Linked DNA regions of Homo sapiens: all the other regions are linked to region 2. The links are chromatin loops, found by intact Hi-C in ENCODE. Cell type or tissue: PC-9. All regions are shown on one strand. Region 1 overlaps EPCAM-DT (EPCAM divergent transcript). Region 2 overlaps TTC7A (tetratricopeptide repeat domain 7A). Region 3 overlaps CALM2 (calmodulin 2).

The links. Peaks named below come from ENCODE experiments on the same cell type or tissue, not always from the same donor. Only the 100,000 strongest peaks of a DNase experiment are listed, where the experiment ranks them.
Region 1: it touches region 2 in a loop (5-fold over the local background); 7 of 110 quality-filtered maps call a loop at or near these places.
Region 3: a loop joins it to region 2, with 5 times the contacts of the local background. A loop is called at or near these places in 50 of 110 quality-filtered maps.

What each region holds. Positions count from the first base shown.
Region 1 is chr2:47,318,453-47,326,452 of GRCh38, forward strand. All of the region lies in intron 3 of EPCAM-DT (EPCAM divergent transcript), which reads right to left. Among named protein-coding and RNA genes, the nearest start is that of BCYRN1, 13 kb to the right of the region's middle. RefSeq lists a silencer at 4,718-5,012 and enhancers at 4,718-5,012, 4,994-5,153. In PC-9, CTCF peaks have their summits at 4,861 and 5,060; DNase peaks (open chromatin) are centred at 2,719 and 4,879; H3K27ac peaks cover 785 bases.
Region 2 is chr2:47,073,204-47,081,203 of GRCh38, forward strand. It overlaps TTC7A (tetratricopeptide repeat domain 7A), which reads left to right. Exons shown (of 20, transcript NM_020458.4): 20 at 499-2,920. The coding sequence ends at 720. Among named protein-coding and RNA genes, the nearest start is that of STPG4, 78 kb to the right of the region's middle. RefSeq lists enhancers at 6,761-7,538, 7,539-8,000. In PC-9, no CTCF peak of the experiment used is centred here; DNase peaks (open chromatin) are centred at 3,838, 4,228 and 5,978; H3K4me3 peaks cover 599 bases; H3K27ac peaks cover 5,436 bases.
Region 3 is chr2:47,160,215-47,168,214 of GRCh38, forward strand. CALM2 (calmodulin 2) reads right to left here. Exons shown (of 6, transcript NM_001743.6): 3 at 2,305-2,448; 4 at 2,072-2,178; 5 at 1,509-1,644; 6 at 1-590. The coding sequence ends at 562. Among named protein-coding and RNA genes, the nearest start is that of STPG4, 8.9 kb to the left of the region's middle. In PC-9, no CTCF peak of the experiment used is centred here; no DNase peak of the experiment used is centred here; H3K27ac peaks cover 5,172 bases.

The DNA of each region.
Region 1 (8,000 bases), 250 kb after region 2:
TTTGCTGGGCACCGTGGCTCATGCCTATAATCCCAGCACTTTAGGAGGCCAAGGCAGGTGGATCACTTGAGGTCAGGAGTTTGAGACCAGCCTGGGCCAACATGCCCATCTCTACTAAAAATACAAAAATTAGCCGGGCGTGGTGACACACACCTGTAATCCCAGCTACTTGTGAGGTTGAGGCAGGAGAATGGCTTGAACCTGGGAGGCGGAGTTTGCAGTGAGCTGAGATCAGGCCACGGCACTCCAGCTTGGGCGACAGAGAGAGATTCCATCTCAAAAGATAAAATTATCTTTTCTTCGTTTTTACTACAAAAGCAAGGCATGTTAATTTGCTGAAAACCCAAAGAAGCAAAAAGAAAACATAAAAAACACCATAACCCTACCATCAGCATATTTACAATAAACAACGACTTGTTGAGTAGTATAAGCCAGAAAATGTGATCAGCCTATTATGTTATTTTTAAATTTAATCCTCACAACCTATAGATACTATTTAAATCACCATCCAGCATGTGATTAAACAAGGCCGGGCGCAGTGGCTCACACCTGTAATCCCAGCACTTTGGGAGGCGGGTCACTTGAGGCCAGGAGTTGGAGACCAGCCTGGCCAACATGATGAAACCCCATCTCTACTAAAAATACAAAATTTAGCTGGACACGGTGGCACATGCCTGTAATCCCAGCTACTTGGGAGGCTGAGGCAGGAGAATCACTTGAACCCGGGAAGTGCCAGTTGCAGTGAGCCAAGATGGCGCCACTGCACTCCAGCCTGGATGGCAGAGTGAGACTGTCTCAAAAATAAAAATAAATTAAAAATTTAAAAATTTTTAAAAAACATATGATTAAACAAAATTTCAGAGAGGTTAGGTATCCTGCCCAAGTTCACACAGCCAGTGAGGAGCCCAGCTGGGATTTGCACCCAGGTCTGTCAACTTGAACTGTAAAGATTTATTCCCTATTTAGAGGCTTGTTTTTTGTTTCTTGTTTTTTGTTTGAGACGGAGTCTCACTCTGACGACCAGGCTGGAGTGCAATGGCACAATCTCGGCTCACTGCAACTTCTGCCTCCTGGGTTCAAGTGATTCTCCTGCCTCAGACTCCCGAGTAGCTGGGATTACAGGTGCGTGCCACCATGGCCAACTAATTTTTGTATTTTTAGTAGAGATGGGGTTTCACCATGTTGGCCAGGCTTGTCTTGAACTCCTGGTCTCAAGTGATCCGCCTGCCTCAGCCTCCCAGAGTGCTGGGATTACAGGCATGAGCCACTGCGCCTAGCTATTTAGAGGTTTTCAGGAAGCTGAGAGGGTATTTGGGAGCCAAGAGCTGTTTCTGGGGCCCAGAAGTATCCATCTTTCAGCAGTCTCAGCTCAGGAGTTCCCTGCCTGGCTGGCTATCCCTGGCCATCCCCGGCTGCACCCACCTGCCCGCCAGCCTTTCTCAGTTGCATCATCCTTACTGGCTGCAACTGCAATATATTCGCCTGTAGCCCTGTGGGGGCTACTACAGAACACAAACAGAGCCCTGGCTGGTGAGACTGCTGACACAAGAGCCAGAGGCTTTGCTCCTTTTTTTTTTTTTTTTTTTTTTTGAGACAGAGTCTCCCTCTGTTGCCCAGGCTGGAGTACAGTGGTGCAATCTCAGCTCACTGCAACCTCTGCCTCCGGGTTCAGGTGATTCTCATGCCTCAGCCTCCTGAGTAGCTGGGATTACAGTCATGCGCCACCACACCCAGCTAATTTTTGTATTTTTAGTAGAGATGGAGTTTACCCATGCTGGTCAGTCTGATCTGGAACTCCTGATCTCAAACGATCCGCCCGCCTCAGCCTCCCAAAGTGCTGGGATTACAGGCATTAGCCACCACGCCCAGCCCCATCACTACTTTGTAAACTGACGGGCAAGTCCCTTGAGAATCCCCATCTCTCACAGAAGTAATAGCAATTAGTTTTTCCTGTGGTTCTGAAGGAAGTAAAGTATTATATACAAGACCACCCAGATAGTTTAAATGCCATATAACATGGAATATAATGTTACTGAGATAACTAAAGGCAAAAATAACCTGTATATAACATGCTTACAATGTTCAAAGGGTAGCTGATGACTTTAGATTTGAGAACACACGCAGGCAGACCCATCAATACCCAAGGAATACCTTAGTCACAGAATAGGAATAGGCAAATGCATATTGATCAGAAAATGTACCTGACATGCAAACCCAGAACAGGTGAGTTTGATGTGGCAATGGACGGAGGAAAGCTGGAACCCTGAGGTTAAGACTGAGATTGGGCTGGAGTCCGGAGAGTCTGGGCTGAGGGTAGAATTCCCACTTATTATGGGATCCAGTGGGACCCTTCATAGAAGAGGCTGAGTTTCATAATCCTGGTCTATCTGATTTGGAGAGTTCCTGGAATCTGGGGAGACACCCCACAGGCTTTGTCTGAGGACTATTTGCAGTTCTTTGAACCTCAGAATAGGAAGACTGAAGTGAGAACTCAGAGCAGAGAGTAAGCCAAGGCTACTTTGAATGCTCAAAACCAGGGAATGGGTCCTACTGCTTTCCAAGTGTAAGCATGGCCAGCCCAACCAGCCCAGAGCCCTCAAAGTCAAGCCCCTCACTGGTCAGCCTCATGGCATTCTTGATCTAATGCCCTGTGGCTTTAAACTGCCAGCTTTTGCAAAAGGAAGAAGAAAGTCCTGTATTTCTTCTGGACTCCTACAGGCTCTTTGAAACAATGCTGTTTCTGTTTGAGATGATGATACCCTGAAAGCACCTGTGCACTCCTGCAACTTGTCATGTGCCCATTGAATAACAAATTGACCAACTGACATTCTTAGAGACGCCACTGAAGACCTAGTGCTGGGTTGGACCTATGGGGAGACCCAGAGGTTCATAACTCTGTCTCTGCCCTCAAGGAGTTTAGCATCCAGGGATTTAGGTGGTATTTGGGTCACTTTGGACCTCACCATGGGCACAGGAAAAAAATCCAGGAAATGTCTTCCTCAGTGTCAGCCTGAGCAAAATAATGCCCCAGCTGACATTTCTGTGTCTAGAAATGTTTACACAGGGATTGCACTGTGCAGAGCACTATACCACATGGATTTGCCTTTGTAGGTTGTACTATACTTGCACATTTCCAAGGGCTGAGGAAGGGAAGGTGAGAAACGTGGTGATGAGCCCCACTGTGGCCAGCACTGTGCCAAGCGATCTTTAAAGGTGGTGGTTTTAGCCTTACAACCACCTGGGTGGCCAGTATCTTCATTCTCACTCTGCAGTGGAGAGATTACAGCTTTAGATACTGAATGCTGTGGCTCAGGGGGCTGGGGCTGACAGTGCACCCTCGTAAGCCAGTGGGGAAGAAGTCTGGCGGCAAGGTAGCTGGCAGCTTAGGAAGCACCTGGGCTGCTTGCTAAGGAGTGGGACTTTCTTCCAGAAGCTACAGGGGGCCCAGTACAGTAGTGAGAGAGCCATCTGATCAAATCTGTTGGAAAGCTGCCTGGCAGCTGTGTGAGGGCTGGGTGGGGAAGGGGGAGGAAAGATTGCAGAATGAGATCAGAGAGAGGACTATGGAAGGACAAATCTGTTTTCCCTCCTCCCCCTATCCCATGCATACCGAATAACAGTCTCTAGAATCAAAACAAGCATTTTATTTTATTTTGTTTTTCAAGACAGTGTCTCAATCTGTCACCCAGGCTGGAGTGCAGTGGCATAATCTCGGCTCACTGCAACCTCTGCCTCCTGGGTTCAAGTGATTCTCCTGCCTCAACCTCCCGAGCAGCTGGGACTAGAGGTGAGTGTCACCACACCTGTCTAATTTTTGTATTTTTAGTATAGATTAGGTTTCACCATGTTGGCTGGCTGGTTTCGAGCTCCTGACCTCAAATGATCCTCTTGCCTCAGCCTCTCAAAGTGCTGGGATTATAGGCATGAGCCACTGCGCCTGGCCAAAGCAAGCATTTTAATAACCCATTTTAAAATTTTAGACCCAAGTCAGTGACCCCTGTATTAATTTCGGTAATCAAAAGTTGGCTAAATTGAGCCAGCTGAGTGAGACAAGGTTGTGCACTCAGCACTACCCTGGCAGGTGGCTGCTAGGAAGACATGCTAGAAAAGATTGGCCATCGTGACAAAGGGAGAGCAGGTGAAGGCACTGACGGGGTTTGGGATTTAGGCAGACCTGAGGTTGATTTCTGGCTTAGCCATTTACTAGTCATGAAACATTGAAAACATCATTTAATCTCTCCGATTTTCTTTACTTCATCTTTAAAATAAGGGTCAGCTGGGTGTGCTGGCTCACACCTGTAATCCCAGTACTTTGGGAGGCTGAGGCAGGAGAATCACTTGAGCCCTGGAGTTCGAGACCAGCCTAGGCAACACAGTGAGACCCCCCCCCCCCCGCCAATCTTTACAAAAAAAATACAAAAATTAGCCAAGTGTAGTGGTGTGCACCTGTAGTCCCAGTTATTTGGGAGGCTAAGGCGGGAGGATTACTTGAGCCCCGGAGGTCAAGGCTGCAGTGAGCCCTGATCACTATATTCCAGCCTGGACAACAGTGAGACCCTGTCTCAAAAACTACACTACACTACACTACACACTACACTACACTACACTACACACTACACTACACTACACTACACTACACTACACTACACTACACCACACTACACCACACTACACTACGGGTCATCAACTTTCTCTTGCATGATTGCACGAGTACTATATTCAAAGTGACTAGCACACCAGTGGTGCTTGGTAGGGACTAGCTAAAATATCCTCATTCCGACCTGGGAGCCACAGTGATGGCGCACATCTGCCTGGCCCCTTCCTGTGGAGCAACACTGCCCTTCAGTGGCTAAACAGTGAATGACAGGTGTGCCGGCTGCTCCCACCCAGCCCTGCATTCCACACGTCAGAAGAGTTGTTTAAGGGTCAGACCTGCCGCATGTACTTTTCACAAAGTTGGAGCCCTACCTTGGCCAGCAGGTGACAGGTCCCACTGTCCCCAGGACAGGGCGAACTCAAGGCCAGTGGATTCTGAATCTTGGGCTGGGAAGAAAACACAAGCTCAAGTAGTCTTGGAACAGCTCTCTAGAGATGGCCATGACCTCCAACCCACTCCACCCTAGCCACAAGAATAGTGTAAATGAAAAGCAAATGCCAGTGGCACATTCTGGCACCCCTTGGCAAAACAAGGAAGGAAGCCATTCCACAAACACTTAGCGGGCACCGTCCAGGCCTCTGGGTCCGTGCTAGGCTGCAGATACCATGGCCAACAAAAAGGAAGCTGACTATTTAGTTGGGAGAAGGACATTAATGAAACAATCACCCAGATACGTAATTGCAGACTATAACAAGGATCTGAAGGGAAGGCTCAGGGTGCTGACTCCATCCAGGACAAGATAAGGAGTGCTCCTTGGTGCTACTGTGGGCTTCATGAGCACCTCCTGGTGAAGCCACTGCCCCTGGGGCCTGTGCACACTGTGGACATTGAAATGCTCACTGCTTCTGGAAGTGGGCTGATGTGGCTCTGGGCTGTCTACGCCTCCAGCTGGTAGATAGGAGTCAGGGAAGTCACCAAAAGATGAATAGGCATTAGTAAGTACTGGTGGAAACCCAGGAGCGGGAATGCCATGCTCAAAGGCTCTGAGGTGGGCCCGGCACAGTGGCTCACACCTGTAATCCCAGCACTTTGGGAAGCCGAGGCAGGAGGATGGCTTGAGCCCAGGAGTTCGAGACCAGCCTGGGCAACATGGCAAAACCCTGTCTCTACAAAAAAAAAAAAAAAATAGCTGGGTATAGCAGTGTGCACCTGTAGTCTCAGCCACTCAGGAGGCTGAGATGGAGGATTGCCTGAGCCCAGGACGTAGAGGCTGCAGTGAACTGTGATTGTGCCACTACACTCCAGCCTAGACAACAGAGCAAGACCCTGCCAAAAAAAAAAAACAACAAACAAACAAAAAAACAAAAAGGCCCCGAGGTGGGGTCCCATGGGGATATCTTTAAGGAAATGTGTCTGGAGCTCAGAAACCCAGAACAAGAGTAGTGCAGGTGACACTAGGGCAGTAGGCAGGGCAAGGCCTTAGGCACTGGGGGGCAATATCAGGGGTGTGGTCTTGATCCTAAGACAGTGGGACACCACAGACAATGCTCCTGCCTCCCTGCCAGCTGTCCTCCTTCAGGGATAAGGCCCCTTTTGCTGCCTCCCTCCTCCCCTCACTGCCCAGGGTGCCTCCATCAAGTCTTCTCTGGATTTCATCCTTTTCTCCCAACTCCCAGTAACATCCTCTCAAATTAAGTCTGGGATTTTTTTTCTTCCTCCCTTCTTACCACAGTAAAATTCTGTTAGATAAAAACTAGCATTTAAAACCATACTCCAGGGCAGGTTCAGTGGCTCACACCTGTAATCCCAGCATTTTGGGAGGCTGAGGTGGGCGGATCACCTGAGGTCAGGAGTTCGAGACCAGCCTGGCCAGTATGGTGAAACCTCGTCTCTACTAAAAATAATGAAAAATAGCTGAGCATGGTGGCACATGCCTGTAATCCCAGCTGCTCAGGAGGCTGAGGCAGGAGAATCGCTTGAATCCGGGAGGTGGAGGTTGCAGTGAGCTGAGATCACACCACTGAACTTCAGCCTGGGGGACAGCGCAAGACTTCGTCTCAAAAACAAACCAAAAAAAGCATACTCCAGTCAGGCCCAGTGGCTCTCGCCTGTAATCCCAGCACTTTGGGAGGACGAAGTGAGAGGAGAGCTTGAGCCCAGGAGTTTGAGACCAGCCTGGACTACATGGCAAGACCCTGTCTCTAAAAAAAAATTTCTTAATTAAAAATAAATAAATAGAAACCACACTCACACTTCTAAGCTGCAAGGACTTGTTGCCAGCCCCGTATGCTCATCCCTGTGTGGGCTGAGCCCGGGAATGAAAGAGGAAATGTACTCCGACCTTGCCCCTGAGGGGCTTCCCATCTCGCCCTGAATCCAGGGGCTACCTTTCAGCCAGCTGCACTACTCCATTCAATGGAAATGGCACTTGGAAATGCTTCTTCTCTTTCTGAACATTTAGGTCCTCACACAGCAACCAAGCCAGTGGTCAGTGAGTGCATTTTGTGAACGCTTTGAGGTATAGAAGGAAAGAGCACTGGACCCCTGCAGTCTGAAAACATGGGTTTGTAACCTGGCCCTGCCATTTTTCAGGCTGTGTGTCCTTAAACAAGACTTCTCTGAGCCTCGATTTCTTCGTTAGTAGAGTGGGGTAAACAAGACTTTCCCTGTCTACCTTGCAGAGGGTTTATGGGGATCGTATGAAGTACCACAGTGGTTCCTGGATGGCAGTCCTTAAACAGGTGCTACACATGAGGACGTTTTCACCAGCCCACGGTGAGATGAGGAAAATCAGGACAACGAAAGGAGGTGTTTACAAAGGTAGATTTATTCAACCTAAAGGCCTGGACTGTACTCTGAGATTGTGTCTTTCTTGGGGTTTATTTGCATTGAAATTACATTTACTTTATGAAATGATAGTGATGTTAGCAGATTTTTAAAAATGTTTTTACTTAACAAAATTAAAGTACAACTACCCAGTTTGGGAGATCTTACCAGTCTGTAAAGCCCCAAACCCTTTTGAGTCAGTGAACCAGAAAGCCTTGGCAAACCACAAAGAGCTACGACCAGAGGCCACCTCTTGCTGTCTTCCTTTGCTGCCCCTCTGCTAGCTAAAGCCTGTGTGGTAGGGGTGGGTTCCAAGGGTCAAGGCCCAGACATGCTTTTCATCTTGACTTTAAAAGCACAGATTCTGGAACCAGACTGTTAGGGTTTAAATATCAGTTACACTCCTTTCTAGTTGCGTATGACCTTGGACAAGTTGCTTCTGCTCTCCATACTTTGATGCTCTCATTTATAACATGTGTGTATTAATAGTGAAGATTAAATGTAAGGCAAGGGCTGGGAACGGTGGCTCCTGCCTGTAATCCTAGCACTTTGGGAGGCTGAGGCAGAGGGATCTCTT
Region 2 (8,000 bases):
GAAGGGCAGCTCTGGGCAGCAGGAAGGACTGAGACGCATGGCCCCACTGAGTGAGAACACACTCCTGCCAGACACTTCTCAGAGCTTTACACCTCCTGACTCCTTTCAACCTCACCGCGCTCTCGAGAGAGATGCTGTGATTTTTCCCATTTACAGATGAGGAAACTGAGGGCCAGAGAGCTGGGATTTGCCTAGGATCCCCCAAACAGTGTGACACAGCCAGGTCTGTTGACTTGAAAGCCAGTTCCTCGGGACCGGCAGGAACAGAGCTCCTGCAGTGGGTTTCCCAGGAGGCTGGGGTTAAAGCAGGGCTTGGGCAGGGCCAGGTAGGATTTGTATGGGGAAAGGCACAGTCACTTAACAGTGCCCAAGCCAGAGACGCGGGAATCCTCTCGAGCTGATGGCTGCTGCCACCCGTGCACCTGTGCTTGGCCCAGTTGCCAAGATGCCTGTGCCATGGGACACCCCTACTCACCCTGCCCTGTGCTTCGTCCACAGGGTCTGATGCTGAGTCGGCTGGGCCACAAGAGCTTGGCCCAGAAGGTGCTTCGTGATGCCGTGGAGAGGCAGAGTACGTGCCACGAGGCGTGGCAGGGCCTGGGCGAGGTGCTGCAGGCCCAGGGCCAGAACGAGGCTGCCGTTGACTGCTTCCTCACCGCCCTTGAGCTGGAGGCCAGCAGCCCTGTACTGCCCTTCTCCATCATCCCCAGAGAGCTCTGACGACGCTGCAGCCGCAGGGAGGGAGGGGCTGGCCAGAGGGAGAGGCAGCAGGGAACGTGGGTCAGGGTGGGGCAACAGTGGCATCAGGTGCGGGGCCTCAGGGAAATACATCTTTAGTGAACGCCTCTGCAGCTGCAGCCCTCGTTCTCTTGGCTGGGCCAAGAGGGCCTTCCTGGATTTCTTTGTTGGTGCCTTGGGAAACAGTCTGACTTGAACCCTAAGTGCCTTTGGAGAGTTTTGTGGTGACCAGACTTGCTCCCCAAGAGCTGGGCAGCGGGGAGCCTCACAGCTGTCCTTCACCCTCACCCATGCCTCTGGCTTGGAGTCTGGGTGGGGGGTTCTCACTCCCCACTCTCAGCACAGTACAGACTTCTGGATCTCTCTCAGGTCTTGCCCAGGGCGGTCACAATGTGAAGAAACTGCGGGCAAGTGGGAAGACTATGAGATTTCTGGGTTCCCTTCTCAGACTTGGAGTTAGTAGATGATTCCTGCATTGCCCCTGCTTGCCCTCTGAGACCAGCTGGGCCCCACCTTGCTCTTTCCCCCTGCTACCAAGTGCCTTTGGGGTCTGACCAGGGGTACTGAGCACCGGCCCTAACACTTCCATCTCCACCCACCCCATCTCCCTGGCGATGTGCTCCAGCCCAAGCAGCCTCCGTAGGCTTTAGATCCTGTGGTTGCTAGATCCAGTCCTTTCTAATACCCTGAGTCAACACATTACTCCTGCAGGTCTTAGGCTACAATGCAGGTCCCTTGAGGGCCACCAACATGGAGGTAGGCAGTTTCTAGGACTGTCCCCAGTACATCTCACCACCCACAGCCCTTTTTTTGCCTTGATTCGAGCCTCACCCTGGCCTTTTGGCTTCCCCTGCCTGAGAGAGACCTGAGGAGGGGACAGAGCCCAGCCCCTCTCCTGTGGCTGAGCAGGCCTCTGTGTCCATGACACCTGTCTTCCGGGCCTGGGGGCTGTGGGTGTATGTCCTCCCTACTGGCTTCCCCGGCCCCTGCTGCATGATGCTCTTGGAACTCTTCTCCAAGGAGTCAGTCCCCCAGGCCTATCAGGGGATCCTTTTGTATCTGCACTTTGGGTTTTAGTTTCAAAGCTCCATCAGGTACAGCTTGCATTTCAGGATGTGTGGAAAGCTCGGGTGAGGGCTGCCCTGGTTCATCATAGCTCCACCTTCCTCGGAAGGAGTGGGCTGTTGGAGACCCCCCATCCATGGCACACTAGCTCAGCACTGCATTTCCCGAGATGATTCCCAAGACAGCTGGTGCCTCCTGGCTTTCCTGTGCCAGGCCAAGGGGCACCACAGAGGACCCTGGATCCTTTGCCTCTTCTTGGTTGAAGGATCTCTATGTATGTGTGTATATAAATATAGTTTTTTATCTATATATATAAAATAGAGATCTATTTTTTTTCTGGAATTCTGTTAGAAAAGTAAAGAAAAAGCAAATGCTGTTGGTTTATCTCAGGGTGCCCAAAGTGGTTATAGTCAATTTTTGGTACTAGGAAAGGCACCCAATGCATTTCCTGACTTTTAAGCATTTCCTTGTTGGAAGCAGCAGAGGGCCAGGCCAAGTTGCTGACAGTGACTTTGCAGGTTGAATAAAGAAACCCTTGGAGGGGAAGCAGGCTTGTCTGAAGCAGCATGTATATTCACTGGGCATGTAGCTCCCACACCAGCCTTGAGCCAGGCCCTGGACAGGAGGGGCTGTTGCAGGATGAGGGAGGCCAGAGAAGGCATCGAAGCCAAGACCTGGGCCCACCTGGGGAGGGATGTGGGAAAGGAAGGATGGGAGGGAGGACCCTCTGGGAAAATGTGGATTTGAGCTGGTGAGAGTGTTGCTAAGGCTGGGCTAAAGCCTGGAGAGGGTAGGAGGAGGCAAGAGGGGTCCAGGCAGGGCTGATCCTGGCCTCTGACCTGTCCAGGGCGACCCCTGAAGCCCCTGCTGCCTCTGGGCATTGCTGGGAGAGGCCAAGGCAGGACTCACGTCTGAACAGAGATCCCCTCGGGCATTGCTGATGGGCCACCTTCAGCTGCAGGGAAGAAGCCTAGGAGAGGAGGCATGGGAGGGACCTGGGCCTTGTTCAGATTGGCCACCTCTGCTGAGAAGTCCATACCAGTACACCCCTAATAAGTTATGCCACATACCAACGTACTGTGGATATTATAACCTGCATTAAAACAACTCTAAAGAACGCTGCTCATTTACACAGAAGCTCTGTTTCTTCCTGTACCCCAGGGGGTCACCATAGCACCCCCAAGGCTGCAGCCACCTCATTTTGAAGACAGCTGCCCTGAGGCTTCCCCTCAAACCCAGGGCTGTTCTTGGCCGTCTGGACTCTTCCCTCTTGCCGCGCCTCCCGGCGGCCTGGCCTCCCCCAGTGCCCACCCTCCGCGCCACGCTCAGCCAGACATTGCTGTCCCCATAAGGAAGGGCTTTGCTTGCAGCCTTTGGGTGCCCAGCTTCTCTTGCTGTGGCCTTATTTTAAGGTAACACATTTACAAGCTTGAGTGATTGAACACTTGGTATCAAACTTCTTGTCATGTACCCTAACCCCCAGCTGATGGCCTCCTTGGGCGAGAAGTACAGGCCACCTTAGGTGGCAGGGGGTGTCTGCCAGCCTGGGGGAGAGGCTTAGAAACTCATCCTGCCGGGAGGGGAATGGAGGGAATGTGGAAGGAGGGAAGGCTCTGCCTTCCTCTTCTGACGGGAACAGGGTTTCCCAAGCTGACCTTAAGTTGGTCGAATGTTGGAGAGTCACGCAGCGGTGGAGACCTGCTCAGGGCCCCAGGCACTGCCTTACCCCATTTGCCCATCTGCAGGCCCTGTGCTCACAAAGAAACCCTCACTGGAGAGTGAGGCACCTGGCTCCTGTGTCTAAACACACCATGCTGGGACCAGGGTTAGAGTCTGGGGACAGACCTCAGACTGCCTCTCACCCCCTCAGACTTCCACCCACGTGCCACTTTCCAGGACACAGCTCCCACTTGTGCACTTACATATGAATAGTGTTTCCTGCAGGCACAAATATGAATGGCATTTCAGCCGCCACCACCCAGACTCCTTTCTGGTACCAAAGTGCTCATTGTTGCACTCCTATCCCCCACCCAGCACTCAGATGTCGTCACTGTGCAAATATTTCTTGGGCTTGGGAAGCCTCTGACTAACCAAACCTCCCCATCCGCCTAGACTTTGATGATGACCCACGGGCAGGGAGCCTCATGCCTAAGTGGCCTGTGAAACTGACCCATGAGGTACTGATCCAAAGGATCCTGAGAGGTCAGGGAGTTCCTGACTCGAAAGGATCCCCCCACCACCCGTCCCCTGCCAGAAACTTCTTAGAATTTTCATCAAGCTCTTTCAGTTGCAAAGAACAGAGACACCCTGAAGGTAACTCAAAAGATAAGAGGGAGCTCACTGGAGCCCTAGGGCAGGAAATGGAGTGCCCAGGCCTGGGGCCAAAGCAGCCACACACCGTGAAGGAGACAGCAGGGTGACACTGCAGTCACCAGTCTGAGCTTGAAGGTGCAGCTCTACCACTACGAGCTGTGTGGCCTTGAGCAAGTTTCTTAATCTCTCTTCAGCCGTTTCTTCATCTGTACAATAAGAATGGTGGTATAGTGCCTGCTCTGTGGATTATGATTAAGTGATCCTAGAACAGTGCCTGGCCCATAGTAATTGCTCAATACACATCAGCAATTATCACTCAATACACGTGAGCAATTATCTTCTCTGCCTTTGCTGGCTCCACCCTCCTCTTCCCGCTACTGACTTCACGGAGAGGTGCTGCTCCCCTAGAACCATATTCAACACTGCCCTGGCCCTCCAGCCCCACTCCTGACTGACCTACCACCTACAGCACTTTGGCCACTCCCCTCCTAATGGCTAAATCTTGAACGAGAGGATCTGATTGGTCCCACTCATATTTCCATGGGTCACTAGGCAGCCCGCAGACTGATTTTCCTTGGATAGGTGCCTTCTCTTGATCCAATCAGCTATGACCAGGAGCCATGGGCCTCAGGACACATACGGCTGCTTTTGCAGCTGGAGTGCTAAGTGGGCAATGCCCTGGGCCCTTCTGGTCCCCTGCCTGTGTCAGCCCATCACGCCATGCCATGTCCTTTCTGGGCAATGGGTACAATGCAGGTCCCTCTAGAGAGGGCAGACAACAGAACACAGCCCCTTAAACACCCTCCTTTCTCCTTCGCATCATCATCACCTTAGGGTCCATCCATGGAGGGGCTCCTGTCCTGCTTCTGGTCTTGGAATGAAGATGACAATGGGAATAGTAACATGCCTCCTGCACTGTACTGCTAATACGATGCTTCACTTACCAGTGAACTCTCTTCTAATCACTCCTTTGATTGGGAACCTCTCCAATCGACAACCTTGGGAGGTGGGTTTTGTCCCCAAGAAAGGTGAAGAGATCACGGGGCCTCCACTCTCAGTGACTTGGTACAGGGCAGGGCCTGGGAGCACAGGGCCTTGCCCTTGGAAGACACTGTGTAGTGCCGCCTCACCCATTCTGGGCAGAGGCAGGAGCCTCCCCAAATCGCCGGAGCAGAAGGACCCCTCTGGGATCCATGGAAATTCGCATCACCAGGAGTCCTCTACGGGAGTGCCCAGGAGAGGAAGATACATGGGTCCAGGGGCCTCTTGGGTGCCCGGAACCCCCACTTGCCAGCCCCGCCCCACCACCAGCTTCGCCCCACTGGCTGCAGAGGAATGACAGTGCTCTGCGATGCCTACTACCCCAGCTCCTCTGCAGTGGGAGTAGAGGACCCTTAAGCAGCGGTCACACAAGAGGCTGGACATTGCCCCAAATAGGGTGTTCAGAAGATGCCCGAAAGCATGGGCAGCCATGGGAACTGCGTTGGGTCGTGGGGCCCCACGATCCTAACCACTCGCTGATGGCATCGTGGCTGGGTTCCAGAACCAGTATGTCCCCCATGGGCTGGCCCACAGCCTCAGAGATGCTGACACCCCCACATAGGGGCCCCCAACACAGGTGGGGGCTGTCATTGTTCTCTTGTTCTTGTTCCCGCTCACCCTCAGTCTCTCACTCTCTTAACTGTCTCTGGAATTTGGCAAGAAGTCCTTGTGGACTTCTTTAAAAACACGTATCATTGTTTCTTGAACCATTTGAGAACAGGTTGCATAAATGGTGCCCTGTTCCCCTTAATACTTCAGTGTGTGTTTACCAAGAACAAAGGTCATCCCTGTATCTAACCACAGCAGAGTTAACAAATAGGACATTCAACACTGCCACTGTGCTCTTATCTAATCCACCACCCCTATTTCAGGTTAGGCACTAGTTTTCCTTAGAGTGTTCTTCTCCAGCTCAGGGTCACACCCTCCATTTTACAGCCAGCTCCTTCTGCTCCTCTAATCTGGAAGAGCTCCTCCTCCTCTCCCTTTGCCTTTTGTGATGCTGACATTGCCGAAGGCTGCAGTGGCCTGGCCTCTGCAGTGTGACAGTGAGGTAGGCAGAGGGAAGCGGGGGCGGGGGGGCAGCAGGGGGGGCCAGGGGGAGCAGAGGCTAGAAAGCAGCTGAAGCCAAGGGGCTGAGAGAATGGAGAATCATTGATTGGTAGGAGCTAGAAGATAAAAGCAAAACTGAAGGGCAGGTGAATCTCTGTGCAGGCAGAGCTCTGGAAACAAAAGAAATGGCCACCTACTTGCAAGGTGCATAGAGATGATGGAAACACTGGAGCTCCATTCCGTCCTGAATGAGCTTTCCAACTCCTGCGGCCTAACTGCGGGCAAGAGTCCCATCTGCCTCCTCTCCTTATACGGTGGCCCCCATGAAGACTGGAGGGACCCTGAGTGTGAGTGTGTCTGTTCCTGGCAGCCCTGCACATCCCCAGAGAGAGGCTCACTCTGCTTCCCTGCACCATCAGACAAGCGGAAGCGGGACATGTTGCAGAACTTCACCGATTGCTTTTGTCTGTGGCACCCACACCCACTCAGAGAGCACATGTGCCAAGCTGGGAATGGGGCAGGCATGGGAGACTTCCTGAAGAGCAGCAGCTCTGACCCCTGAGGTGGGGCCCATCCCCACGTGAAGGTCAGGAGCACAGACGGTCTCCCCAAGGGTGCACACAGCTGAGCAGTCTCCTGCCACCCTGACTGTGATCTCTCATTTCAGCCTGGGCCCAGAAGGAAGAGGCCATTGCAAGCTTCCTCTCTCTTGTCTGTGCCAGGCCTGAGCCATCTCAGGAGCACACAGCTCACTCCCCAGCCCCCACGCAAGGGCCAGGGCTCAGTGGCTGTAGTGGTGGCATCCTGCCCAGCACACACACTCCCCCCCTAAGAACACCCACGCCAAGGGTACAGGGCCTGGTGCAAGCTGGGCTGAGCCCACAGAGGCCCCTCCTGTCCTGGGGGAGCTAGGAGAAGGGCTGGGTGCTCTCTCCCATGCAGAGAACTTTCTGAGCTGGGAGCCCCACCCTTCTAGGTGCTTGTCTTCTTTCCTTTCTCTTCTTTCTTCCTTCCTTCCTTCCTTCCTTCACTTGTTTCTCTCCCTTTCCTTTCCTTCCCTTTCCTTTCTTCTCTCTCCCTCTCTTTCTTTCTTTCTTCTTTTTTTTTTTTTTGGAGACAGAGTCTCGCCCTGTCTCCCAGGCTGGAGTGCAATGGCGTGATCTCAGCTCATTGCAACCTCTACCTCCTGGGTTCAAGTGATTCTCCTGCCTCTGCCTCCCGAGTAGCTGGGAGCCACCCTCCACCATGCCTGGCTAATTTTTTGTATTTTTAGTAGAGACAGGATTTCACTATTTTGGCCAGGCTAGTCTCGAACTCCCGACCTCAAGTGATCCGCCGGCCTCAGCCTCCCAAAGTGTTGGGATTACAGGCATGAGCCACTGCACCCAGCCTTTCCTCTTTTCTTTTCCAGTCCATCAGGCCTCCTGTGGCCTCAAAGAGCCATGCCTCCCATGCCCACCCCACACCCTGCAAGACGCCTTTCCAGAATGCCCACTCCTTGCTTGTGCCTTGTCCTTTAAGATCCTTCCCACGCCTTCTAGAAGTCCTCTGCCAACTGCCTCCCACCTTACGGGGCCCTTATGCTTTGGCAGAACACCCAGAGGCCAGCACAGCCCTGTGGGTTCTGCTTCTTGGGTTGGACCCCCACATTCCACATACCCGGGCTCAGCCACACGTGTGGGTGCCCCCATGAATGGAACGCCAAGCTGGGTCCCAGGAGGCGCCCCTGTGGCTGGGAGGCTTGAGGTACAAATGTGGAGTGAGGCCGCCATGTCCCCACCCACAGGCTGACC
Region 3 (8,000 bases), 87 kb after region 2:
GATTTTGAGGCAAATTGTGCCATAAGCAGATTTTAAGTGGCTAAACAAAGTTTAAAAAGCAAGTAACAATAAAAGAAAATGTTTCTGGTACAGGACCAGCAGTACAAAAAAATAGTGTACGAGTACCTGGATAATACACCCGTTTTGCAATAGTGCAACTTTTAAGTACATATTGTTGACTGTCCATAGTCCACGCAGAGTTACAACTCCACACTTCAACAACAACATGCTGACAGTTCCTAAAGAAAACTACTTTAAAAAAGGCATAACCCAGATGTTCCCTCATTTGACCAACTCCATCTAAGTTTAGATGTGCAGAAGGGCTTAGATATATCCAGAGTAAGCCACATGCAACATGTTACTTGATCAATTTTCTAAAATAAGGTTTTAGGACAATGACAGTAAGATAAGGGAAGAAAACATGGAGGAATGAAGTCCTAATTACTATACATGCATATTTTTTTGACAGTAGGGAGAAACCTTTTACAGATAAGTTACAAACAAAGAAAAGGCAAATAAACAATTTTGTACAAGAAATTTAACACATTCTGTACAAGGTCTTCACTTTGCTGTCATCATTTGTACAAACTCTGAAAAAGAAGAAGTACACAAAAAATGAGTCAATAGCAAAAGACCAAAAAAAAAAAAAAAAAAAAAAAATCACATTTACTCAATTACTGAGTACTCTTTCCATTCCTCTCTTTCCTCAGAATTACCATTAAGTACAGAGGGAAGCTAGTTTATTGCCCAGGCTGGAACTTCATTAACCATAACTATTCAGGTTTATTAGTAAGAGCCAAATTAACGCTTTAGATAGGCCAATATAAAAAAGAGCATTCTTGGCTCTTAGTTTAGACTTGAATTTTAAGTCTGCTGGATTACAAGACAATATTGTAAATTCAATGCTATGGGCTAGGTTTAATTTTTATAACATTACATTTTATGCTCTTTTCTAAGTTAAGTAGTTACATCATGAAAAAAATACAGAGTTTTACTCAAAATCCTTCAGTTTCATATGCCTTGCTTCCTGATATGGCCATCTTAAAAGTTAGTAGATACGATACTTTTGAAGCACATGTAAACTTCAGTTTCAGACTAAAGCCAATTAAAGAAAAAAGACAATACAGTGCGGGGAAAGAAAGTCACATTAATTTCATTTTAGGAAACTTGGAATAAGTTTGCTTTCCACATTGTTCCACAATCACACAAACACTGAACAGTGCTTCTCAAACTTTATACATGAATCACCCAAGAATCCTATTAAAATGCTGATTCCAGGTGTAGGGATAGAACCTGATAGTAAATATTTCTAAATTAAGTTCTCAAGTCAGAGCAATGTTACCTAGTCTGCAGACAACACTCTGAATTTTAAGAAGGTTAAATGTAAGTAACTGTTTTAGCAACCTAATTTCAGGGGAAGGGTCACTAATTTCGATCAGTTCCCTAACAAAGAGCCTCTTATCTTAAAAATCAAAGTGAAGAATGAGGCGTGAGACTGAAACATTTACCTTCATAGTTTACTTGACCATCACCATCAATATCTGCTTCCCTGATCATTTCATCAACTTCTTCATCTGTTAACTTCTCTCCAAGGTTTGTCATCACATGGCGAAGTTCTGCAGCACTAATATAGCCATTGCCATCCTAGCAAAAAATTTAGTATAGTTTCTGAGTCAAATTACAGACTTGAGAGTTGGAATGGAAATTTATTAAGTTTACTACTAAATTTCACATTGGGGGAAAAACATACTTTAGAAATGCATACAAATCTACACAGTTGACCTACAAATGTCATTAAGAGCCAAGCAAAATGTCCTACATTGAAATCATTATTTCCTAGTCCCAAAGTCAAGTGACACCTCCTTTGACAAGATGAACGCAATACATATATTAGAAAGTCTATACTGAATTCTTAAAAAGCTTTTGCTTGGTAATTAAAATATGTTGGTAAATCATCAAAAAAAAAAAAAAAAAAAAAAAAAAAAACAACCAAAAAAACACAAGTCTTCATAATGAGTCCTGGTATCTTCATTTCATCCTCAAAATTTAACATATCCAGTCCTTGACGTACCTTATCAAACACACGGAATGCTTCTCTAATTTCTTCTTCACTGTCTGTGTCTTTCATTTTTCTTGCCATCATTGTCAGAAATTCAGGGAAGTCAATTGTGCCATTACCTGAAATGGTTTAGTGGAAACATCAAAGCTTTAGTGGAAACATATAAGCAAACAGCAAAGGTTTAGTGGAAACATCTAAGTATCACTTCTTCAACCCCTCCCAGCCCCACAAAATTGAAGACTTACCATCAGCATCTACTTCATTAATCATGTCCTGTAACTCTGCTTCTGTGGGATTCTGCCCAAGAGATCTCATTACAGTTCCCAATTCCTTTGTTGTTATAGTTCCATCACCATCTTTGTCAAATAGTGAAAAAGCTTCTTTGAATTCTGTTTGAAAGAAAGACCACAATCCAAATACACAGATTAATAATAAAATGTAACCTAAATGAAACGTATTAACTCTTAAAGCCTACTCAGTGGTGGGATCGTGCCAGTGAACAGCCACTGCACTTCAGCCTGGCCAAACTGTAAGACCCCACGTCTCAGAAAAACCCAAAAACTTTTAACGGAAAAATACCAATGGAGGTAGCAATTGAAATGTGACTTTGACTCCTAAAGATTAACCAATCTTTATGATACCTTATGATAATATTTCAAATATATCTTTGACCAATCATACCACTGTACTTTCATGCTGACCTAAGTAAAATTATCCTAGGTTTACAGAGGAAAAGAACCAAATCCCCAAATGACTGGCTCCTCTGTCACTGAAGCTGCTCTGTGGAACATAATTCAAAATTACAGACCTAACCTACACTCACAAAACAAAAATAAGACTACTGGTACCCAAATACGTATTTCTACAGAGTAATTAAACTGTTTCTGTATACTGTGTTTAGAGTTAGCCACTATGTCTAAATCAATCACCTACTAAATTAAAACAGGCTACTTTCCCTTTCTAGTAAGGCAGGAGAAGGGACTATATAAAGAGTCTATAACAATGGGCTGATCAAGATATAAATGTCCAGTTTTAGCTAAATGCATGTCACTGAGAACAAAGATCATTTTGAGCTTTCTTTGGAATATTAAAACCCCAACCTTATATAGTGAAACTGATTATTCCTCAACATCTTGTTGTGATAGTATGTTCCTTCCTGCTGTTGTTTTTTTTTTTGAGATGGACTTTCGCTCTTGTTGTCCAGGCTGGAGTGCAATGGTGCAATCTCAGCCCACCGCAACCTCCTCCTCCCAGGATCAAGCAATTCTCCTGCCTCAGCCTCCCGAGTAGCTGGAATTACAGGCATGCACCACCACGCCCAGCTAATTTTCTATTTTTAGTAGAGATGGGGTTTCTCCACGTTGGTCAGGCTGGCCTCGAACTCCCAACCTCAGGTGATCCGCCTGTCTCTGCCTCCCAAAGTGCTGGGATTACAGGGCATGAGCCACTGTGCCCGGCTATATGTTCCTTCTAATACATCACTAGATTACATGGAAACCTCCTGCTGGTGCAACACTCCAGACTACCTGGCTTCATTCACCATTTACAGATAAACTAAAACAAGCCAGGTGCAGTGGCTCACACCTGTAATCCTAGCACTTTGGGAGGCCAAGGTGGGCAGACTGCCTGAGCTCAGGGTGAGTTCCAGACCAGCCTGAACAACAGGGTGAAACCCCGTCTCAGGCCGGGCGCGGTGGCTCAAGCCTGTAATCCCAGCACTTTGGGAGGCTGAGGCGGGTGGATCATGAGGTCAGGAGATCGAGACCATCCTGGCTAACACGGTGAAACCCCATCTCTACTAAAAATACAAAAAAATTAGCCGGGCGTGGTGGCGGGCGCCTATAGTCCCAGCTACTCGGGAGGCTGAGGCAGGAGAATGGCGTGAACCTGGGAGGCAGAGCTTGCAGTGAGCTGATATTGCGCCACTGCACTCCAGCCTGGGCGACAGAGCGAGACTCCGTCTCAAAAAAAAAAAAAAAGAAGAAAAAGAAAAGAAACCCCGTCTCTACTAAAACACACACACACACAAGCTGGGTGTGGCGGCGTGTGCCTGTAGTCCCCCGTCTCTACTAAAACACACACACACACACACACACACACACACACACACACACGCTGGGTGTGGCAGCGTGGGCCTGTAGTCCCCCGTCTCTATTAAAACACAAACACACACACAAGCTGGGTGTGGCGGCGTGCGCCTGTAGTCCCAGCTACTGGGGAGGCTGCAGCAGCAGAACTGCTTGAACCCGAGAGGCGGAGGTTGCAGTGAGCCGAGATCACACCACTGCACTCCAGCTTGGGCAACAGAGTGAGACTTGTCTCAAAAAAAAAAAAAGAAAGAAAGAAACTAAAACAGACTAACTTTGATACTGCAAAGTTATACCAATCAGTAAATAATAAAGCTAGTATTTTCCAAGTAAGTCATTTCCCAGAAAATATTAGACCCTATCAGCAAATGAATACAAAAAGTTTCCAAGTTCATTGGGCCATTAAGCTTTCCCAACATAGCCATACATTTGAAAATTTATGTGACACATGTGTAAGAAATGGTGTACCTTCTTTACGGTCCAAGGCCAATTTATTCCCTGCCTGCTTATCCCTAACTCCAATTCGCGTACACCTTCCAGTTTCATTCCGTATTACCTCTTCCCTGGACTCAACTATTCTTCCACTAATTTGCCCATTACCACATAAATATCTTCACATCGCTTAGCCTAAAACTAAATTGAAACCTTAGTTATATTTTAAATGCTTGCCCTTATCCCTCCCCAAATTTTGGAAGGCACTACTACTCATACCAATTTCCTCTCTCCAAACAATCCACTATTTTAAAATGACATCCAGCTCCAACTCATCACCTGAAAATGCTGAGTTTACCAATGACTACTAGTCAGTCACCCAATCCATCAAGCATGCTTCAATGTGAAGCCATATGGCATAGAAACTAAAATGAGACTTTGTAACTTGACTACTGGGTTAGAATTTCCTAGCTCTGTTTCTTCTTCTGGCAATGCAATATGGACAAGCTACTAAACCTTTTCTGCCTCAGCTTCCTCATTTCTGTGAAATGACATAAATGTGCCCAGTAAGTGGGGTGACACAGTATACCATGCCCACAAGGGGTATTCACCTGGTCACCCCCCATAAAAAAATTAGTATGTGTCAAACACTTAGAACTATGTCCAACAAATACATACTTAATAAATGTCAAGATAAAGACTATCTCATTTTTTTGCAGCATCCAAAACTGCATGGAAAAACTCTCAAAATTTTTCTTGGCCTTCGTAACAGTACTTTGATTTTCCTCCTACCATATACTGCCAAAGGCTCTTACTCCTGTCTCTTATGTCTAGATGTGACCAATTTTATCCTTTTTTTCCACTCCTTGGCCACTTCATCTATACCCACTTACAACGAAGATATCTTTAGTCTACCCATCTCGCTCAATAAATGTCTTTATTTCTGGCTGTCTACAGGATATAGCTCCCCTGGCTGATGACAAGCAAAACATATGAAAATGAATTCTATACTCCCAGGCAACCCTAAAGGTACTAGCAAAAGCCCAAGAGCCACTTTTAACTCTTTCAGTCTGAAATCTGTCAACAGGTCTCGAATTCTATCATTTAAATACTGCCTGATTTTTCCTCCATCTCTACAACCAGTATTTTGGTTCAAGGCTCCATCGTCCTTTGCCAGGGCTATTACAATTGCCTCCTAACTGCATTCTTTCTTATTTAAATATTACTGGTTTATAGAGGAACTCATCTAATACCAATCAGAAGGTTCATACCACACTAATTGATTTTATGAAGATAGTATACAGTGCTAACCTAGATCAACCTAATGACAAAAATAGATCAGGGAGTCTCCACCTACAAATAGCACAATTGATAAAGACATTTCAATTTTACTGTTTTTAAACAGAATGTAGAAATATCTAGAAATACATATATTGGAGTTCAGACACATTGCACCTTTCACCTAATTTAGGTTACAAGAAAATTAAAGGACTTTGAGGTATTTGTTTATATTACATTCTCTGCTATGGGTATCTTTTAACACCACCATTAGGTGCATAAATTCCCAATGTTTAATTAGCAGTAATCACCTTTCTATTACATGATTTAACAAAAAGCTAAATACTGGAAGATGCATAGTGTAAGACTATGTATAACTTTCGAGAAATTTAAAAATCTAATAACACTTAAAATGTTTGCTAGAATAAGTAAAATGCAGAAAATAAAACCGTATCTATGCTAATACCATTTGTTATTCATTCAAGAAAGGAACAAATAACATTTCTTTTAAAGGTCAAGGTTTATTCCAAATTTTTACTTGTATTTTTATACTAAAGAGTAAAAAATACCTGTAAAAACTCAAAATAATAAACCCCAAAGTAAAATTTTAATTCACCTGCCTTTACAGTTTTCCTGTACTTCAGAACTAGCGTAATCTTTATGTATAGAAGCATATAATTCTAAACTGTAACTCCCAGGAATGACCTGAAATTAAATCCAAGAGTCAAAACCTAAACACACAATAAAGAGAACAGGTCCTGAATGCCACAGAACAGCTATCTTCTACATAATTGATAGATATAAGGAACCTACCAAAATCCATTTTAGCTGACCAAACTGAAACTTTCAGAAAAATCTATTACTCAAGTTTTATTTGTTCATTAGCAACCCCAAGGCCCTTCCCTAATTAGTTTATTACCTAAACATATAATTTTATTAAAATAACATGTTTTAAAAATTTTATTAAAATAGGTTATCACAAGACAATTACAAAACAAATCAAATGACTGTTTATTAACTTCTATTTCTTCACAAAATTCTGAACTTAATAATCCCTTAAAGATCATGTACTGGAACTCTTTTGGCGCTTCATGCAGTTGTTGCTATACATTGAGTAATATTAATATTTTTCTCAAACAAATTTGGACCTTGAAAATTTAATGAAAGTTTAGGTACAGACTTCTTAAGGAAAAAATACTGTACATTTTTCCTATCAGTCTTCCAAAAGTCAAACAGCAACAACTAATGACATCATGGCAGAGTTATCAACAAAATGAAATTGTTAGTGATGTCATACTAGACTGGAATGCTTTATACGACCAAGTAATATAAAAAATTTTAGGCCGGGAGCAGTGGCTCATGCCTGTAATCCCAACACTTTGGGAGGTCAAGGTAAGCGGATCACCTGACGTCAGCAGTTCAAGACCAGCCTGGCCAACATGGTGAAACCCCATCTCTCCTAAAAATACAAAAACTAGCCGGGTGTGGTGGTGCACGCCTGTAATCCCAGCTACTTGGGAGACTGAGCCAGGAGAATTGCTTGAAGTTGGACAGCAAAGGTTGCAGTGAGCCAAGATCATGCTACTGCACTCCAGCCTGGGCAAGAGAGTGAAGCTCCGTCTCAAAAAAAAAAAAAAAAAAAAAAAAAAAAAAAAAAATTTAGTAACTTCATCTACACAAGGATGTTAGCGGTCACCAGCACTTACAACTAAAAAAAAAAAAAAAAAAATTTTTTTTTCTTTTCTTTGAGACAGGGTCTTGCTGTGTTGCCCAGACTGGTCTTGAACTCCTGGGCTCAAGCAATCCCACTGCCTCAGCCTCCCAAAGTGTTGGGATTAGACATGCGCCACCATGCCCAGCCACCAACAATTACAATTTACCAGATTAAAAAATTGCCTTCATCTCAAAGGTAAACACTGAAATATACCAAATTTGGGAGGAAGGGACTTGGAGAGTAGGCAGAAATCTTAGGATAGTAGTGCTCTAGAACTTTTTTGTGTTACACACTCATTGAGAATAAAATTTATTCAAGGAATATTCAATGATTACTATGTGGCAGGTACCGGGCCTACAAAGTAGAACAAAAAGGTCCCTGACCGCACATGATTTTTATTTTAGTAGCATAGAAGTTTTGGTTCCTCTGC